2 separate regions of the Homo sapiens genome follow, and region 2 is linked to region 1. Evidence: chromatin loops called from intact Hi-C (ENCODE). Cell type or tissue: HepG2. All regions are shown on one strand.

Region 1 (5,000 bases):
TGTGTGTAGGGCACTGCTCCACACTTGCTATTCCCACCAAGCTATGTGACTCATCTTCACGTGCTCAGAATAAACAGGGCCCCGGCATCTGCAGAGGGTCCCTTGGAGAACCTTAAACCCGGCCACCACCACCACCTGTCCTAGCCAGGAGAATGCTGTCTCTTCCAAACTGGCTCCCCTTAGGCTCCCATGATGCTTCCTGTCCCCTGTATAGCTTCCCAGAATGCCTTGAGCCTGTGAGGAAATTAACAATTGTGTTGGTACCAAATGCTTTTTGCTATGTAATGAGTAACAGTTGTAATTAATGTTTAACACCTGTGAACAGCAGGTCTGCCCAGGAAAGGGGGGTTTCAGTGAGAGAACGGGGATCACTTGTTTCCTTTGGCTAATGTATTACTGAGGGACAGGTTTTTCCAGTTGGTTTTTCTATTTGACGTATGAATAAATTCATTTAGTAATCTTAAAAAAAGGAGAGGAAAAAAACACCAATGTTTAATAGCTTTGTTTCATCTGCTAATTACATTGATAGAAATATTCCTCCAAGTGCCTTTGTCTCCTCAGTGGAAAAAAAACAAAGATTTGATAGAATACTTTTGCTCTTCTGTTTGGCAGCTCAGAGATCTTCATGTGGAGATTTTTAAGTTCCCTGAGGTCAGAGACCCTGCCTGTCTTGTTCACACCTGTGATCTGTGCCTGGCACACAGTGAGCCCTCAGATATTTGAGTAAATCAGGCCAGACGCAGTGGCTTACGCCTGTAATCCCAGCACTTTGGGAGGCTGTGGCGGGTGGATCACCTGAGGTCAGGAGCTCGAGACCAGCCTGGCCAATATGGTGAAACCCTGTCTCCACTTGAATCCAGGTCTCTACTTGAGTCCAGGTCTCCTGAATCCTGGAGGCCCCTAACAAGTTCAGCATAAACCCTGTGTGAGTGCAATACAGTCTCAAAAACAACCACAGTAACCACAGTGATACATCTATGAGCACTCACTGTGCCCCCAACTCTCAGTGCATAGTACCGCCCCCACTGTACAGATGAGGAAACAGAGACAACTTGGCCCAGGTCATCCCGCCAGCAAGTGACAGCACAGGACTTTAAATCCAGATACCCCGGCCCCAAAATACAAAATTAGCTGGGCATGGTGACAGGCACCTATAATCCCAGCTACTCAGGTGGCTGAGGCAGGAGAATCACTTGAACCCCGGAGGTGGAGGTTGTAGTCAGCCGAAATCGTGCCACTCACTCCAGCCTGGGCAACAGAGTGAGACTCCGTCTCGAGAAAAAAAAAAAAAAAGATATTTGAGTAAATCGGGTCTCAGGAAAACCAACCCTGTGTTCTCTTAGGAGCAGTAGAATACCAGTAAATCTCATGGCCTGCCCACACACAGTCGGTGTGTTTTCATGTCTTTCTTGCATGCTGTATACCTGTCTCCTCACTAGGTGAGGCAGTAGGAGGGCATTTCTGAGTAGCCATTGACTGCTGTGGCTGCCACCTCTGGTCTCAACTTCCAGGGAGAAGTGGACAGCATGTCCCTGCCTGTCTGAGGATTGACTATGAATCCAGATGCCACATTGTGGGCCTGGAGACTGGTGTGTTGGTTGGGTGCAGGCAGCCCTGGCAAGCCATATTTGTGGCCAGTACCTGGCTTGTCCCCCCGACCTCCACTCCCCATCTCTCCTGGCCTCCCTCACAGCCATCCACAATGGGCAGCAGAGAAACATACACAGTGGGGCTGGGGCTTTGGGTCTTATGGACAGGGAGACTCATTTCCACAAATGCCCAGCCTGCTCCTTGCAGGTCTTTGGGCTTGTGGATGGGGAAAAAGTCACTTTCCCAGGCTCTAGGATTCTAAATAAGTGTCTGTGGGTGTCTGCAGGTGAAAGTGTCGGGAGACATACTGTATCAGACGTGTGTAGGTCCCAGGTATGTTTTACAGATGGGCCTGGCCCGGAACTCAGGAAGGAGCTCAGGTGCTGGGGCCAGGGGTATCTGGATTTAAAGTCCTGTGCTGTCACTTGTTGGCGGGATGACCTGGGCCAAGTTGTCTCTGTTTCTTCATCTGTACAGTGGGGGCGGTACTATGCACTGAGAGTTGGGGGCACAGTGAGTGCTCATAGATGTATCACTGTGGTTACTATGGTTGTTTTTGAGACTGTATTGCACTCACACAGGGTTTATGCTGAACTTGTTAGGGGCCTCCAGGACTCAGGAGACCTGGACTCAAGTCCAAGTTCACGTCTAACTGTTGACTCTGGGTGAGTCAGTCCTTTTTCCAGCCCTCCATTTCCCATCTGCATAATGAGTTATGACAATAAATATGGCTTGCTTTGGCAGCCGTAGAGGCCTCTGCGTTCGGGTTATTTCATCATCTTCATCGGGCTTTATCTTTAGATTTCCTGTAGTCAAGCATCAGATCTTAGGGTGGGGTCTTTGCTCCCAGTAATAGCATTCATTTTTCCTCTGGGGATGTCACAAATAAGAGAAGAAAGGCATGCCCCTTCTGCCAGGCCCGCCGTCCCCATCCCAGGTTTGGACATGTGTGTACGGCGTTCCTGGAACCCAGGCAGCGTCCTGGCACCTGCTTCACAGCCTTCCCGCTTGCCTGCTTTGTGGTGAGTCGCTGGCCGCCTCCCCTCACAATGAGGACCTCTGTTCTCAGGCACCTCCCATCATGAGTGGCAGCACAATGCCCTGAGGCCTGTGTGTGTCTTCCAGGCGAACACAGAGGCCTCTTGTTGGTGATCCTGGAAATACAAATCAAACATTTGCTAAGCCACTTGTCCTACAGGTACCTGAAAGGAACCTACACTCACTGGGCAGGTGGGGTAGGTGGGTGAGCAAAACTCACTCTTGAACTAGAGGGAAGAAGGGGCCTCACCTCTCTGGGCCTCGGTTGTGTCATCTATAAAATGGTAATTCTCATACTTGTTTGGGAATTCTAATACTTGTTTTGCTGTGTGTTGGTGAGGGTCAGATGAGATGATACAGTACGTTGTTTGGAAAGCTGAAACAGCAGAGGCCCATTGTCATGTGAACAGGGTTTCAGTCATCTACAGATGTTAGTGCATTGTTGTGAAAGTTGATGGCATTTTCATAGACTCCGGGGGTCATGTAGTCCACCCTACCTCCCAAACCAATGCATAATCTCCCCTCCTTGCCCCTTCCTGGGGTCGCACAACTACCTGGGCAGCAGTGCCTTCTGGGCTCTCCACCTCAGCTCTCCCCACTCTCACCCACCTTTCCCCCTCACCAACACCCCAGAGTCCCAGCCTAGCTGTTGGTGCTGTGCAGGAACCCCTGCCAGGGACTGTGCAAGGCCTTGGGCACCTTGACTCTGCCTCTGTACATTCGTGAACCAACACCAGGGCTGCAACAGCCTTCAAGCCCCTCCTGTCAGCCACATATGGTTTACAAATGTGGCCCATGTTCATTCCAGCTCATGTGCAGAGGGGCTAAGAAGCCTGTGGCGGTTGAGAGCTCCTTGCAAGCAGTCTACACACGGTGCCTTGTTTTTCATCATTCCAACCTTTATTGCCTCTGTTTAAAGGAAACTCCATCTTATACTGGAGAACTGAGAGGGTCATAGACTTCAGGCCAGAAAGAAGCAGCCAGACAGTCAGAGCTTGGAGAACCATGCCAGTCTCCTCTGGGTCCTGTTGCTCCGTTCCAGTTCTCTTTGAATGACCCCCTATCCCCGGGGGCCACTGCCCGCACCCTTGGTCAATGGTGAGGACAAGAGGATGTGCGGCAGACTGTCAGCTCTTCTCTCACTGCACCTCCGCCGGGGAAGGCACTCCTGGGTTGGGGAGGCTGCCCAGGGCTGCAGTCCCAAAGCAGAGGGCTCAAGGGCTAGCGCTGGGACCCATTGCCTGTCATAGCAACCTGTTCCTATTGCCCTGGGCAACTTACCTAACCATACCGGGCGTCACTTTTAAAAACGAGGGCAGTAATAGCACTGACCTCATAGGTTTGCCACAACAACTAGAGGAGAACGTGGACTTTAAGTCCCCCATGGTGCCTGCCCATGAGCAGGAATCACTAAATAAAGAGTAAGCTAGGCCAGGCATAGTGGCTCCTTCCTATAATCCCAGCGTTTGGGGGAGACTGAGGTAGGAGGATCACTTGAGGCTAGGAGTTCAAGACCAGCCTGGGTAAGATAGCGAGAGGCCACCTCTACAAACTTAAAAAAAAAAAACTTAGCCCAGCATGGTAGCATGCACCTGTAGTCCCTACTGCTTGGGAGGCTGAGGTAGGAGGATGGCTTGAGCCCAGGAGTTCAAGGTGACATTGAGCTATGATCGTGCTACTGCACTCCAGCCTGAGCGACAGAATGAGACCCTGTCTCTTAAAAAAAAAAAAAGAAAGATGAAGCCATTTTTCAAAACTGTTCCCAAAATCACTTGAGTGAGTCCAGCTCCTGAGTTTCCTTTGTTGACTGATGAATGGAAGATTTACAGTCCTGCTGAGCCAGGTGCAGGTTCATTCCTTCAACTGATGTTGAGCATCCACTGTACATCAGACACTGTTTTAGGTATCGGGAATTTAGCCTTGAACAAAACAGAATGAAATGCCCTATCTTCTTGGAGCTTCTCACTCAGGAATTTCAGCAGGAGTCAGAAAAAGGGGTGGTTTCTGATACAGGCATTGTATCAGAGCGTACATGTGACCATGGGTCAGGGTCTCCCGCTTACAGGGGGCCTGCCTGGACCTTGGTACATCATCTGTTACCTTCACGGTACAGGTATTGTCAGCCCTGGTTTGCAGATGAGGCAGCTAAGGCTCAAAGAAGTTTAAGAAACATGCCCCAAGTCACTCAGTAATGACAGAGACAGGATTCAAACCCAGGTCCTCCTGACTCCTAAACTGTGAGTCGAGTCACTGCAGCTCCTCCATTCCCTGGGTGGGTTTCAGCCACGGGCCATTCATCGGAGCTAGCTGCAGGTCGGCCATGGGGAGACTCCGAGGAGACTGAGGCACATGGCCCCATCTCTGCAAAGTGT
Region 2 (5,000 bases), 98 kb before region 1:
ACCCCATCAGGCAGTCAGGAAGCAGTTGTTTTCACATTATTTCCAGCCAGACAGCTTTTGGGAGGCCAGGCACACTGTAGATCCGGCCTTCCTTCTGCCCCTCACTCATGGATCCAGGAAAACCACTTCTGGCACCTCATTTAGTCTTTATCTATTGTTAGAGGTCTCACTCTGTCACCTAGGCTGGAGTGCAGTTATGGCTCACTGCAGCCTCAACCTCCCAGCCTCAAGCAATCCTCCCGCCTTAGCCTCCTGAGTAACTGGGGCCATGTACTGTCACGCCTGGCTAATTTTTTTTATTTGTAGAGAGGAGGTCTCTCTGTGTTGCCCAGGCTCCTGGGCTCAAGCAATCCTCCTGCCTTGGCCTCCCAAAGTGCTGGGATTACAAGTGAGAACCACGGCACCCTGCCAACTTTTCCATTTAGAATTATTTGGAAGAGAAACTAGCCTTACTCTACTGGTTTCTCCCCTAACATAGCCCACTTTTTCCAGCATTTACTTTGTACTCAGAGATGTCTTGGTACAAGTGTGAGTGAGGAGGGGAGGTAGTGAAGGATGCAGGAGACTTGTCCATGATCTCTGGCCTGAGCTCCTGGAGGAGATTGACAGGAATTTCATCCTTTGTTTCCCAGTGTTTTTATCTTGAAGAATTTGGGAAGTTCATCACCTAGAAGGTGGCTTTGAGCTGGATCTAGGGTTGGAAGTGGAATCTCAGCTCAGGGGAGAGGGTGACTGCACGCTGCAGGAGTGCTTATGTGTCAGGGTGTGTATATGTAAGTGTATACATGTGTGTGAACATAGACGTGTGTGTATGTGTATAAAATCTCAATGTGAGGCCTGTTCTTGGAAAGCAGCACTTTCATGCAGCTGGGCCTTGTTTGGGGAATGAGAGATGACAGTGTGAGAGAGGTAGGGGCTTGAAGTTGGACCCCACAGGGGAGACCTTGAAGGTTGTTGAGCCAGGGAAGGGATGTACTCAGAGCCATGGTGGAGGGGCATCCAGGCTATAAACAGCTGCCAAAATCTGGGGAAAATAGGATCAAAGTTAGGGGACAGTTGTAGTTCTGGTGAGAGACGGTGAGGTCCCGAGCTCCTGGGATGAGAAAACGAAACTGGAATAGGTAGACACAGTATTCCTTCAAGTTGTGCTTTATGAAAAAAAAAAAAAATGATGACAAAAGAGGCCAGTTACTTTGGTAGGTCTCCTTTTGTGCAGCCAAACAGGTCTCATCCAGTTATATTTTCTGCTGAAGTCTTGTTTCTTTTATTATAATTAAATAAATGTTGTTTCCACCACAACTAAGTCAGGAGCATCATGACATCAGTTTTCCCAGGTTTTAAATACATACTAATGTGTACCAACACTTTATATTTTGTCAGCATCCAGAGTTGAGTTAAATAACACTTTTTCCATAGTTACAGAATAAATAATATCATGTCTAACTTTAAAAAAAAAAAAAAAAAAACATCCAGCAAACAGTTTCTAAACTGCCTGCTAGGCAGAGGGAATTCAGAGAGAAGTAAGTGGTGGCTAACTTTCCAAAAAGGAAGCTTCTCAGTTTGCAGTTGAATACCAGCTTCTCCCGGTCTAGTCAGGGAGACAGATACAACCAGAGAGACAATATCACAACCCGAGGAATGCCAGAAGTGTGTGCACAGGGTTGGGAGGGCCTGAACTTGGCTGGGAAGCCAAAGAGGGCCTTCAGCAGAAGGCCACTCTTGAGCTGAGTGTAGAAGGCTGAGTGGGAATTCCCAAGGCAGGGGAGTGGGGAAGAGGGCTTTTCATGCAGAAGGAATAAAGCAGCCTGTGCCATGGCCTGGAGGCTGGAGAGGATGGCTGGGGGCAGCAGGGCAGGTGTGGTGGGAGACTGCAGAAGGAGGTTGGAGCCCACAAAGGGAAGAAAGTCCCATGTGCCTTGCTGCGGAGTTGTGAATTATCATTTGTCCTGTTTCACATAAAATCATTGATGTAGGGCTTGATTGAAGCCGGGGTCAAACATGAGTTGTCAGTCATTCCCATTTGATGAACAGCCACACTCTCCAGTTCTTAAAATATCACTAATGGCAAAGGTCAGGGTTGCACTTGATAGCTGTGGTTTGGCTTGGGACACTTTCCCCTTTGAAGTCCCATCCCCTGAAAGCAGTGTGAGAGAAATGCTGCGTATCAAATCCAGTTTTTCCTGGTTGATTCCCCAGAAGGGAAATACATTCCCCAGGCTTCATAGTAACCACTTAATCGGTCATTTAATCCTCACTGTCCCACTGGGAGAGGCTTGAGTACTGTATTAGCTGTTGCTACATAACAAATCACCCCAAAACCGCCCGTGGTTTGATTGTGGGCCATGCTGTCTCTATTGTAGCTCTTCAGCTCTGCCACTGTAGCTTGAAAGCAGCCATAGACAATATGGAAATTAATGGGAACAGCTGTATCCCAATAAAACTTTATTTACAAAAACAGGCAGCTGGCCTGTGCGCTCTAGCTTCCAACCCCTGCTTTAAACGATAAGGTTTTATTATAGCCAAGAGCCTGCATATCTGAGTCATTTTTCTAGTCTCAGTTGGGCTCACTCATGCCTTTGCAGTCACTGGGGGTGGGGTGGGTATGCAGCCCTGCTGATCCTGGCTAGGCTTTCTTACGTGTTTGGTGGGCTGGTTTAGGATGGCCTTGGGCTGCAACAATTCAGCTCTGTTCCGTGTGGTCTCTCCTCCTCCAGCACATGTTCATATGACGGCAGCAGGGTTCCAAGAAAAAGCAGGAGCGCATAAGGTCTCTTGAGGTTGGAAACTGGCATGGTGACCCTTCTGCTGCATTCTGTTGACTAAAGCAAATCATAAGGCCAGCCACAATTCAAGGAGAGAGGAGGAGCTGCAGTGTCCCATGGCAAAGGGCAGGGATACAGGCAAGCCATTAATTAGGGCCTTCGATGCCATCATCTACCTTATCCCCATATTCCGGATAAAGAAACTGAGGCTTAGAGAGGTTGATGACTTGCCTAATGTCACACAGCTGCAAAGTGATAGAGCAAGGATCACACCAGTGCAGTCTTGAGTTCAAAACCTATATGCTTCCTCTATTTTCCGTGGTTTCAATGGAAATAAGTAGTATGAGGCTTGGATATTTACTGGAATATATGTTACATGTCTCCTCCTCCCCTTTACTTAATGCTACTCTTCTTGCATCCCTCTGCTGTAATTTCTCCGCTTTCAGCCTTTGCTTTGGTGTCCCTAGAAGAGGCCCTAGAGCTGGCTTTTCTGTTTCTCTGTCTCCCATCTGCCTCAGAGTTCCAGAAATGAGATGTTAATGCAGCACTTGAGTTATTTTATAGAGAAATTCTGAGCACAGAGTTGGCACATCCCAAGGGACAGCTGCACAAAACGTGAGTCTTGTAACTGTCATGTCTTCTCATTCTAACACCAAGCATTCCTTCCCTTCAAGGATTTGCCGGGCTGTGTGTGCTCTGTTTGGAGGAAGAGACTGGCGGTACATTGGCCCTGATCAACAAGGAACTTAAGTTTCCTTGAAGGAGATCAGGTGACTGTCCTCTCTAATCTGACAATCTCAGAACATGACTGATTACCCCAGGGCTTAACCCCCATGACTTGACCCTATCCTCTCTTTGCCCCCAGAGCATTTCTGACCCATAAAAATTAGCTTTAAAAGTCAAATCTGAAACAGCTGTGGTTTCTTCTGATCAGTCAGCAAGGTCTAACTTGCCTGTGGTCAAGCCTTCCCCTGATTAGCTTAGCTTGTGCTGGGAGAGCCCAGAAGTGGTGGCCTGTGGGGAATGGGTAGGCCAGGCTTGGCCCTAGAAAATAAACTGGGACGTGTGACTTTCCAACAGAGCTCGCATGCTGGCTGGCTGACGGCAACACACCCTGTGGCTTTGTGAGGTTGGTTGATGGTGGTGGTAGGGGTGATGTATTTTCTATTTCTTTTTTTTTTTTTTTTTGAGACAGGATCTCACTCCTGTCCCCCATACTGGAGTGAGTGGCACGATTACAGCTCACTGCAGCCTCAACTTCCCAGGCTCAGGCGATTCTCCCACCTCAGCCTCTCAAGTAGCTGGGACTATAGTCACACGCCAGCACACCCAACTAATGTTTGTATTTTTTTATTGCCCAGGCTGATCTCAAACTCCTGGGCTCAAGTGATCCGTCTGCCTTGGCCTCCCAAAGTGCTGGGATTACAGGTGTGAGCCACTGTGCCCAGAAGGTTGTGCATTTTCCGCAGGACAAAGGTGGTGGTCGTCTCTGACTTCCTAGCTTTCATTTGGCCTGTGCTGACTGAGCAATTGCTATATGCAGGCCACCATCAGGAGCTGTGTGGATACAGGGATGAACCAGGGCCTGGATAGTGCCCGCCCCTGAAAAGCTTATCTTTTGGTTGAGGACACAGGAACCAAGGTTGAAACCCACATCTGTATGTCAGAATTTATCTGTAAATAAAGTGGTGTGGGTGAGCTAAAAGCTGTCTTGGCACAGAGACTGTTCTGGGCAGGGCCTTGATTTCATGGAGCCACAGGAGATGCAGGGTGAGGAGGAGGTATTTGAGTAAAAAAGGTACAATCACTTGAATTAAGGGAGTTTTCCACTACAGTAATATTAGCTAATACTTTTATTATACATACTCTGAGCTAGGTGCAGTTCTGTGTGCTTTGTATGTAACTTTACTCCTCACTACAGTCCTTTGAGGTAGCTACTACTACTGCTACTTCTATTTTCATTTTTACATATGAGGAAACCAAGGCACAGACAGGTTAAGTCACTTGTCTAAAGTCAGGTCGGTGGTTCATGCCTGTAATCCCAGCACTTCCTGTAATCCCAGCACATTGGGAGGCCAAGGTGGATCACCTAAGGTCGGGAGTTGGAGACCAGCCTGGCCAACATGGTGAAACACTGTCTCTATTAAAAATACAAAAATTAGCTCGGCGTGTTGGCACATGTCTGTAATCCCAGCTACTTGGGAGGCTGAGGTGGGAGAATTGCTTGAACCCGGGAGG

The links. Hi-C counts contacts between places; a loop is a spot of excess contacts. Peaks named below come from ENCODE experiments on the same cell type or tissue, not always from the same donor. Only the 100,000 strongest peaks of a DNase experiment are listed, where the experiment ranks them.
Region 2: a loop joins it to region 1, with 5 times the contacts of the local background. A loop is called at or near these places in 20 of 110 quality-filtered maps.

Annotation. Positions count from the first base shown.
Region 1 is chr9:37,961,870-37,966,869 of GRCh38, reverse strand. The region is part of intron 3 of SHB (SH2 domain containing adaptor protein B); the gene reads left to right. Among named protein-coding and RNA genes, the nearest start is that of SLC25A51, 60 kb to the right of the region's middle. In HepG2, no CTCF peak of the experiment used is centred here; DNase peaks (open chromatin) are centred at 49, 959, 2,239 and 2,679.
Region 2 is chr9:38,060,262-38,065,261 of GRCh38, reverse strand. All of the region lies in intron 1 of SHB (SH2 domain containing adaptor protein B), which reads left to right. Among named protein-coding and RNA genes, the nearest start is that of SHB, 6.5 kb to the left of the region's middle. In HepG2, no CTCF peak of the experiment used is centred here; DNase peaks (open chromatin) are centred at 1,648 and 2,111; H3K4me3 peaks cover 1,902 bases.